2 separate regions of the Homo sapiens genome follow, and region 2 is linked to region 1. Evidence: chromatin loops called from intact Hi-C (ENCODE). Cell type or tissue: heart right ventricle. All regions are shown on one strand. Region 1 overlaps UXS1 (UDP-glucuronate decarboxylase 1). Region 2 holds the start of RGPD3 (RANBP2 like and GRIP domain containing 3).

Region 1 (5,000 bases):
TTCACATCCTGACCCTGGCAGCCTAGTTAACCCATCCCGGTCGGGGGGCTTACCCAGCATGTATTGCCCTGGATTGTGTTCCTCCAGGGCTTGGGGTCAGCATGTTTCGGTGGAATGGAAAGCTGCCACTGTGCTCTTCCATGGCTCCTCTCTGAGAGACGGTGTGTGAGTGGACACCGCTGCTCTGATGAGTGAGCCTGGGCTTTAGATCAGACTGAAGACTGGCCTCGGCTGGCTTGTTGAAGGCCACTGCCGCTCTGGACAAAGGTGGGCTTTCTGTGAATGTGGCTGGAATGCACTAGCAGACTGGTGAGCCCACCATCACAGTGGCCCTGACTGAGTGTGGTGGGAAGGTGCAAAACAAGCAGCAGAGGTGCATCTGTGCGCTCAGCTTTGAGAGCAGAGCCCCGGATGCAGACAGAGGCAATGGGCAGGACAGCAGCACAGCCCCAAACCCACCTGTGGAGGAGCCTGTGACGCGGGAGTTGCCTAAATCCGATACTCACTACAGTGAGGTTGGAGAATGGCCTGGTGCCAGCCTGAGAGCCACAGTTTGAAAAAAGAAAAAAAAATCTACAGGTAGTTCTGAAATTATGAACACAATAGGGCAGGAAAAAGAATTCTGAACTTGGAGTCAAGATAAATTTCACTCTGCTGAATGCAGGTCACTCCAGCGCTTTGACCTTCCATTACCTCATCTCCAAAATAAGGTTGTAAAAAACAAAAAGAGTTACACCTACGGCACTGGTGTAGAGGGGAGTTTCCAGGCTGAGGGAGCTGGCAGTGGGTGGACCTCCTGTCCTACCAACTCAGGCCCACTGCTTCCTACCTTCCTCACATGTATCAGAAGTATCAGCCAGGCCAGAGAATCAGGTTCAGGCAGAACTGTCAAGGAATTCCCCTCTGCTTCCAAGAGGCCCATGCCCATCCTTCCTCAATGTTCCTTTACTGAGATTTGTTGCAGCTGTAGTTTCTGTGTTGACAGGAATCCCCATTCCTCAGTATCCCCAGCCTTTTCTCAGTGTAAGGCCTTCCCCCCAAGAACAGAACCTACATAGATAGAACTGATACACCTGTGGAATTGGCATATAAATGTTTATTAAGAAAACAGAGATAGCCTTTGAACCTGCTTTTTAAATAAATAAATAAGGCTTTCAGGGGGTTTGATGCATGTGCTTTTTTTTTTTTTTTTTGAGACGGAGTTTCACTCTTGTTGCCCAGGCTGGAGTGCAATGGCACGATCTCGGCTCACTGCAACCTCCGCCTCCCAGGTTCAAGCAATTCTCCTGCCTCAGCCTCCCTAGTAGCTGGGATTACAGGCGCCCACCACCACACCCAGCTAATTTTGTAATTTTAGCAGAGACAGGGTTTCTCCATGTTGGTCAGGCTGGTGTCGAACTCCCGACCTCCGGTGATCTGCCCATCTCGGCCTCCCAAGGTGCTGGGATTACAGGCTTGAGCCACCGCGCCAGGCCATGCGTGTGCTTTTCTTCTCCACCTGATCCTTCCCCTTTTCCTTCTCAGAGCTGGAGCGGGGAGCTCTGGGAAAGCCAGGCTGAGTGTCTGGTGCTGAGGGGGCTGGTGCTGTTCACAGAGCTGCTGGCAGGGGCTCTTTTTTGCTGTCAGGCGGGAAGAGACCCCAGGGTTGTTATAATCAAGCTTGTTCCCAAAGGCAGTCCCTTCTTCCCAGCTGCCTGCTTTCCACCACAGGGAGGTACACAAGCAAACAAAACCCCCGAGGGCACTCTTGTTCCTGTGATGCCGCGCTTAGGAGATCTCCCCAAGCACCTCTGTTGCCGTCTCCGCCTCAGTGAGTGGCGTGATCCGTGGCGCTCCGCAGGTCATTCAGCAGATGCTCATCCCATGCTGGTATCGCACCTCACATCGTGCTGGGCTCCAGCAGGGCAAAGGGGGTTCGGACACCAGTCCTTCTGGGGAGTTCACAGTTGGGGGCAGTTGGCAAAGGGCTTTCCCTGGGCAATGAGCCAGAGAAGCTTCTCCAGGAGGTGGCATCAGAGCTTGTCCCTAAAGGATGAGTAGCACTCTGCCAGGTGGAAAGTAGACAAGACGGTCTCAGCTGGCAGAGCAAAGAACACAAGCCAAGCTATGGAAGTGTGGAGCAAATGTGCAGTGGAAACAAAGGGGAATGTGACCCTCCTCCTGCCACCTCCGCATCACTTTCAGAGTCTCCTGCATGCCTCTCCACCTTGGCCTTATATTAGAATCTCCTGGGGAGCTAGCTGTAACAATACCAGGAGATGCCGGCCTCATCCCAAACAGTCTGTGAACCAGCCTGGGCGGCATCCCCAGCTCTGCTGTTGGGCAGTCAGTGTGAGGAACCCCAGTTAAATGCATGTATTAATGTTTGTGTGTAGATCTGTCACCTAGCTGGACTCTGAGGTCACAGCCCCCCAGAGCCTCACATGATGCCTGACACATCGTAAGACTCCAGCAGAAGCGAATTCCTTCAGGCACTGTCTTTTGAGGGAAAACTTTACACAGCTATACCAGGTGCACACTTTAGGTATTGCTGCCACCATCTCACTGTCAAGGCATGGTCTCGAAGTAGAGTGCGGGATGTGGTGCTAGATGCTTTGAGTCAGCATCACTGCCCCCTGGGATCAGTTTCAAGGTCGGACTGTGTCCCCTGGAGTTTCAAGGACACCTACGCAGGACGGGTGTGGTTTTATCAGGAGGCCTAACTGTTGGTTTCCTTCCAGGTATACGGATCCGGGTCTCAGACAAGGGCGTTCCAGTACGTCAGGTAAGACTGTCCTGCCCTGCCCCAGCCTTAGCAGTGCTTTGGAGCAGGGGTCATGCCAACTTGACAGACAGTTCAGTGTCTTGTATATGTTAACCATTTCCACAACGCTAACACTATATATTGATTAAAAATTTTTAATTTTATGATGGGAAAACTTGCTGTTCTCTGTTTAAAAGTTAAAATTTGCATTCATCTCCATGACTATCGTGACTCATGTGCTAATCTTTTACTGCCACCTAGCGGTGTGTGGGTGAAGTTGCCCAGCTCTGAGGGTGACTTGGGTGATTTCAGCGCAGGTGGAGTTAAGAGATGGCCTTTTGCATCCAGCAGACCTGTGAATGCCAGAATCTGACCCATTGCAAACATGGCTCGCGGGGTGGAGGAGATAGTCCTTGTGGAGGGCACAAGGTAGATAGTGTTCTTATGTTGAATTTCACGCTGAAACTAAATGCAGATAAAAATATATTTTTTGAATAGATTCACGTGGTGATTTTTATTGCTTTCTTGGCAGCCCTTATAAACCCACTGTTCTGTTGTTCCATTCCGTTGGTGATTAATTTTAGAAGGCAGTGTGGATTCTCAGAGTAGTTAGGATAGAAGCAGTTGTGTATGCCAAAGTGCATCCACCAGTATGTGGCTATTGTAAATTCTGTGAAAGTTTCTGGTATCCTGAATTGTTGTAAAACCCAGTTCTATATTTTGAACCCACATATTTTCACTCTTCATTGCAAATACCCCAGTATGCCTGTCAATCAGGAAGTGTTATTCCTGCTGTCTTAGGGCCATCCCAGGGGCACTAGGGTGAGATGGTGGCTGTTGTGCAGGTCGGGGCAGCCCCCAAGTCCCACCTCAGCCAAAGCAACCACATAAAATTGTACCTACCCAGGACCCTTAGGTAGGGGTCCTGGGTAGGAGTCCCGTGGAGAAATGGAACTGGTAGTAAAATAAAATTTTAAAAAGAAATCAAAATAACCACTGTAGATTTTTGCTGAAAGTATTTGTGAATTTCCATTTACTCCAAAAGAAAGCTGTGAGTAAACATTTACACAGCCAGTAGTTTTTTCCTCCCCACCCATTAATATCTTGCCTCAAGGGGCAAAAGCCCAGAAGTGTACTATAACCAACTTTGTGGCCCAAATAGGCATGCATATTCTAAAAAGCGATTTAACAGGGAAATGGCAGCTGCCCCCGCTTTGGGACTGTGTTCATTTCAAAGCACTTAACGTAGGCACTATGTCCCTGGAGGAAACTATCATGGCACACTTCTGTATGGGGACCAAATTGTGGGCCTCCCTTGGATTGAGTACCGTCTTTCCATAGTGACGCGTTCTTATCCCATCCTCCTCCACTCACCCAGCTGTGCCCTTTTCTGAGGGAGTCTTGCTGTCCTCGGTTATGTGTGCCTGCCTCGGGCTGCCTCACCAGTGGCGCCCAGGCTTCTCCAGCCCCCACACCACATGGAATATCAATGAGATGTTGTGCGGTAAAAGGAAACCAGTCAGGACCCATTCTTCTTTCTGCTCTCATTATCTCAAGGGCATTGTGTGCAAAATTCATTTAAAATAGCCTCAGAGACTTTTCTTTTTGCTAGGACTAAAATATTTTGAGCATTCAGTGATGCCTGTGCTATGTGCTGTCCCAGCTCAGGACAAAATGCACCCTGGCCCGCTCTGATGGCCTGGTCACTGTCCTGTGCCTGCTTTGATGGTCGTGGCTCATGCTCCTAGCTGCCATCACATGCATCGTCCTCTCCCACACCACTTGACTACTTGAAAAGAGGGCATGAGCAGTTTCCCTAGACACATGGTTGTTAACCCTTTTAGAAAACCCATTTCATAACACTTCAGTAGTATTTATTTACTCCCCACTCTGGTGATCCTCTCTGGTTTCACATTAGCAGAGTCTGAGATGATGAGGCTTCAGGGACTTTGCCATACTTGGGCAAGGGTTTCCTGACTTAAACTTTTTAGTTATTGAGGACTCAGATGAGTTCATTAACTGACCAAAGTTTTGATGTTTTTCACAAGCAATTTTTTAGGAACTGAGCGTCTTTTAGTAATGCACGATGTCTGGGTCCATATAGTTACTGTACTAAATTAACCATTCCCCAAACCCATGATTGCCTCGAAACAACAGTGCAGGGAGTCTGAGGTCTAGGTGGCCATCCGCATCGGCATTTTGGCATGACTCTGTTTAATATTCTCATGGCCGGTTTTGTCCTCATTTACATAACAAA
Region 2 (5,000 bases), 370 kb before region 1:
CAGATTTGGTCATGGAACATGGTTTGCTGACCAAGGATCTAAATAGATGCAGAGAAATCATTTGATAAAATCAAATATCAAAATTTAATATTTGATAAAATCAAATATTAAAAAAATCCTCAGCATCTAGAAATAGAAGGGGACTTCCTCAAATAGACGAGGGACATTCAAAATTTTCACTGTGCCTCCTGATGAGGAGGAAGGGACGGCCATGACTTTTTTCATGGTGTTTGTAAAGAGTAGGGCAGATATAGTGAAAAGTTTCTGTCCTGGTTGGTCATTCTTTTCCCAACACTTTGGCTGGAAAGACTAAGATTTTCTTAGGGCGTGTTTTGTCTGTGAACGTTGGCATGTCTGTGTTATAGGCTCTTTGAAAGCCTGAGGCCTGGTTATGTAAGGAGTCAAAAAAACCAGAAACCTAGGGAATTCATCATTAGGTCATTCCTGGGTCTCAGGTTACTAGCCAGTTTGTCTTCTTTTCTTCACTTTTTCAGAATCTTCTGTTAGTTGCATTATAAATTTTATTCAGTTTTTTTTTCTTTTTGGTGATTAATGAGGGAATAGCATGGTATGTGCTTATTCCATCTTTTCGTAAATTAGGGGTTTGAGATAGCTTTTAAAAAATTATGCATAATTAGTTCTCACTGTTATTTTTGTTTTTTAAGCCTAAGGATTTTATTGGGGCAACTTCTGTTATTTTGTTAGCTTTTGAGTAGTGTGTTAACATGAATATGTACATTGTTAAGATCTCATTTTAGTTCTGAGCATCTCCTTTTTAGTCTTATCAAGTTTTCAGCCTGTACAGATGTGAATTTCTGTTTTTGCTAAGTACCCTACAGATAGCCAAAATAAGGAGTGGTTAGCATGGATTGTCAACTCATTCTTTTTTTTTTTTTGAGACAGAGTTTCGTTCTTGTTGCCTGGGCTGGAGTGCAGTGGCACGATCTCGGCTCACTGCAAGTTCCACCTGCCGGGTTCACACCATTCTCCTGCCTCAGCCTCAGAGTAGCTGGGACTACAGGTGCCTGCCACCATGCCCGGCTAATTTTTTTTTTTTAATTTTTAGTAGAGATGGGGTTTCACTGTGTTAGGCAGGATGCTCTTGAACTCCTGACCTTGTGATCTGCCCACCTCGGCCTCCCAAAGTGTTAGGATTACAGGCGTGAGCCACCGCGCCCAGCCGCTGTTCTTACTGTCTTTATGACCAATAAGGTAGAAGAGTACATAGTGTACAGATTTTTATATAATGTGTTGACTATATTAACATTCCTCTCCTTGCCTTCCAAAAAAGTCTTCAGTAATGAAGAGAAGGAATCCAACCAAGAGAAATTATACTAAGGTATGAGAGGTCTAGGTGGGCAGATGGCTTCAGCCCAGAAGTTCAAGACCAGCCTGGATAACATGGTGAAACCCCGTCTCTACCAAAAAATACAAAATTAACCAGGCATAGTGGCATGTGCCTGTAGTTCCAGCTACTCAGGAGGCTGAAGTGGGAGGATCACTTGAGCCTGGTAGGTTGAGGCTGCAGTGAGCTGAGATCATGCCACTGTACTCCAGCCACAGGGAAAGAGTGAGATCTTATCTCAAAAAAAAAAAAAAAGAAATTATACCAACATATTTACAGTTGGATAGTGGAATTCAATAGATTATTGACATTTGAATTGTTTCTTTGCTGTGTTTGTTGAGCATAAACTTAGAAATATCAAAAGAAATATATGTTTATATTCCTTAACATTTTATTTAAGGATGTGATGCATTAAAGGCAGTATTTTTTTTTTCCACATGTTTTTATTGCTTAAAGGTGGGAAAGGTTTTTATTCCTGGACTGCCAGCTCCCTCTCTGACGATGTCCAACACAATGCCTCGGCCCAGTACTCCACTAGATGGCGTTAGTGCTCCAAAGCCTCTTAGTAAACTCCTTGGATCATTGGACGAGGTAAGAAAAGGACTAGGTGTTGCCAAAAAGTTAACATTTTTTAAAGAAGTTTGGTTAAACATTAGTTCTTTCCATGGTTAACTTAATTTTAGTTTCTACTTGCAGAATAAATGTTTTCAAACAGAAGTGATTCAGTTAACATACACTGACCTCCCTTGTGATGTATGTGATACTTTTTGAAGGTGCTGGAGAGATGGAAATGATACATTCTTTTCCATCTAGGGATCTCACAATTGTGTGGAGTTGATGTACTGTCTGCATAAGAAATTAGAATTTAAGAAAGACTCATGACTCAGTAATGTGGAAAAGAGAGTACCATCGTTGATTGACTGATGGGAAGATGACATCCAATGGGAGGACATGGCAAAATCAAAGCCTCATCTCTGAGAGACATGTCAGTCTTCGTTTGGACCTTGGGGTTGAGTAGGATATCTGTAGGTAGAAAGGAGCATTCAGGGCAAGGAGAAACCACACAGGCACAGGCAGGAAGGCTAGATAATGCGGAACATTTTTTAATGGATATTTGTATCTTCATCTCCTAGTCATAAGGACTCAATAAATCTGTAGAATAAATACTTATAAAAGTACAAGTAGTCTGTAGGGTGAGGCAGGATAGGGTTTGGATAACAATAATAACCTTTTTTGGGCATTTTCTATGTGCTAGGCATTGTTCTCAGTGCTTTATTAGTATTAATTATTTCCTTAGAACAGTTTTATTGAGAAGAGAGTACTATGATTCTTTTTTTTTACAAATGAGATAGAGGTTACAAATGAAATAAACCTACTAAGTGGTAGAACTGGGATTTACACTCTTACCAATGTGCTCTTAAAGGGAGAAAGGATGAAAAGGTGGTTTTCTTCTGAATGCAATTGACAGGGCATTACAGGATTTTGAGAAAGGAGTTACGAGGTTTTGGATCTGTGTGGTAAATAGGTGTATTTTGGGATTAAAGATAAGGAGACCAGTTAGCCTCCAAGTGAGGTTGTCTGTGTCAGTTTAAGAAGTATGAGAGGGTCTGAGCTAGGGCAGTATATGTGTGGAAAGGAGGGATTAATATGAGAGGCCTTGAGAGGTGGAAATGAATTTGTCAGCTGATTGGTTTTGTGCTGCTGGGCTGGGGAAAAGTGATGTGGAACGAGGCTCCCAATTCTCTGAACGACCTGGGAAGGTACCTGGATTTACCAAGTTAGGAAGCCTGGAGAAAAGTGGTTTGTATTTAAAGGACATGTGAGTGTGGATGTTTAGGGACGGTTCAAAGGGAAGGTTAGTGCTATCAGTTGTATTTGATAATGTCTATGTCTTCATTATATTTTTAAACATGTGCCACATTGAATTTTTTTTCCTTCAAACCAGCACATTTGCGGAACATTGAAAGGGGGAATTGGAGAAGCGTCAGAGTGTTTTGTGTGATTTGGAAGAATTTCTTTTATAATGGAAAATGGTTTCCAACTTTTTTAGAATTCTATAAGCCTGGTAATAGTGCCTTTTTGATAGGTGTAAGGTCATGGAAATGATAGTCTAACACATTGGCTGATGGCTTTTCCACTTCTCTGGAAGATTTTGCTAGTAGACTTAGAGCCAGGACCAGTGGAGCTGAATTTTTCCTGGTGACTTTTAGAGTAGAATCTGGAATAGAATAAATACATCTTAGTCTTGATTGTCAGTGTTGACAAGATATTCACTTAGAGATATATAAATTGAATTAAAGGAATCAAAAAAGGATCAGTGGTCATGACTAGAGATTAAGATTGGAAGCATCTGCATGTAGATAGTAACTAAGACCATTTAAATTTTTTGTTTGCATATCTGCAGTTAAGCAAATAAATGCTGTTCCTGTATTTTTGAATAAATAATTGCCTATAGGGGAAATACCACTAAATACTGGTCTCATTTGTTGGCTTTTTCATTACTGTCCTTTCTTCCTGGGCTCTTAGTTCCTCAGCTGCCTCAAATCACAGTTTAGTCTTTTTTTTTTTTTTTTTTTTTTTTTTTTTGAGATGGAGTCTTGCCCTGTCATCCAGGCTAGAGTACAGTGGGGCAATCTCACCGTACTGCAACCTCCACCTCCTGGGTTCAAGCGATTCTCCTGCCTCAGCCTCCCAAATAGCTGGGACTACAGGCACCTGCCACCACACCTGGCTAATTTTTGTATTTTTAGTAGAGATGGGCTTTCACCATGTTGGCCAGGCTGGTCTTGAACTCTTGACCTCAAGTGATCCGCCCGCCTCAGCCTCCCAAAGTGTTGGGATTACAGGCGTGAGCCACGGCGCCCGGCGGGCAAGACACCCTCAGAGCACAGGGTGCTGCCAAGAGCCCAGCCGAGTGCAGCTCGAGCGCCGAAGTCGCCAACGTTCCACACACTGTTGACGCAGGACACAAGTTCGTCACAGTGGTCCTCCGCCGGCTACGCCGCTGCCTCAGTGGCTTTCAGGCGCTTTCCTCTTGGAATTGGCGACTGCTGCGGGGCTGAGCGCTGGTCTCACGCATCTCGGGAGCCAGGTTGGTGGCGCGATGAGTTGCAGCAAGGCCTACGGGGAGCGGTACGTCGCCTCGGTGCAGGGCTCCGCCCCGTCGCCTCGAAAGGTGAGTGGGTCTGGAAGAGACCGACGGCCTCGACCTGGCCGGGCGGCGGCCTCGACCCGGCCCGGCGGCGGCCTCGATGGCTCAGGCGTCATGGCTCCCGACGAGCGCTGCTCCCTGGCGCGCTCTGTGGAGGCGGCGGCCTCGACCTGGCCCTGCGGCGGCCTCGATGGCTCAGGCGTCATGGCTCCCGACCGGCGCTGCTCCCTGGCGCGCTCTGTTGAGGCGCCGGCCTCGACCTGGCCCTGCGGCGGCCTCGATGGCTCAGGCGTCATGGCTCCCGACGGGCGCTGCTCCCTGGCGCGCTCTGTTGAGGCGCCGGCCTCGACCTGGCCCTGCGGCGGCCTCGATGGCTCAGGCGTCATGGCTCCCGACGGGCGCTGCTCCCTGGCGCGCTCTGTTGAGGCCGCGGCCTCGACCTGGCCCGGCGGCTGCCTTGATGGCTCAGGCGTCATGGCTCCCGACGGGCGCTGCTCCCTGGCG

Evidence for each region. Hi-C counts contacts between places; a loop is a spot of excess contacts. Peaks named below come from ENCODE experiments on the same cell type or tissue, not always from the same donor. Only the 100,000 strongest peaks of a DNase experiment are listed, where the experiment ranks them.
Region 2: it touches region 1 in a loop (8-fold over the local background); 28 of 110 quality-filtered maps call a loop at or near these places.

What each region holds. Positions count from the first base shown.
Region 1 is chr2:106,102,558-106,107,557 of GRCh38, reverse strand. It overlaps UXS1 (UDP-glucuronate decarboxylase 1), which reads left to right. Exons shown (of 15, transcript NM_001253875.2): 11 at 2,721-2,764. Among named protein-coding and RNA genes, the nearest start is that of ECRG4, 39 kb to the right of the region's middle. In heart right ventricle, a CTCF peak has its summit at 3,004 (motif pointing left); a DNase peak (open chromatin) is centred at 3,029.
Region 2 is chr2:106,467,737-106,472,736 of GRCh38, reverse strand. RGPD3 (RANBP2 like and GRIP domain containing 3) reads left to right here and starts at 4,324. Exons shown (of 23, transcript NM_001144013.2): 1 at 4,324-4,520. The coding sequence starts at 4,449. RefSeq lists a silencer at 4,861-5,000. In heart right ventricle, a CTCF peak has its summit at 1,883 (motif pointing right); a DNase peak (open chromatin) is centred at 1,883.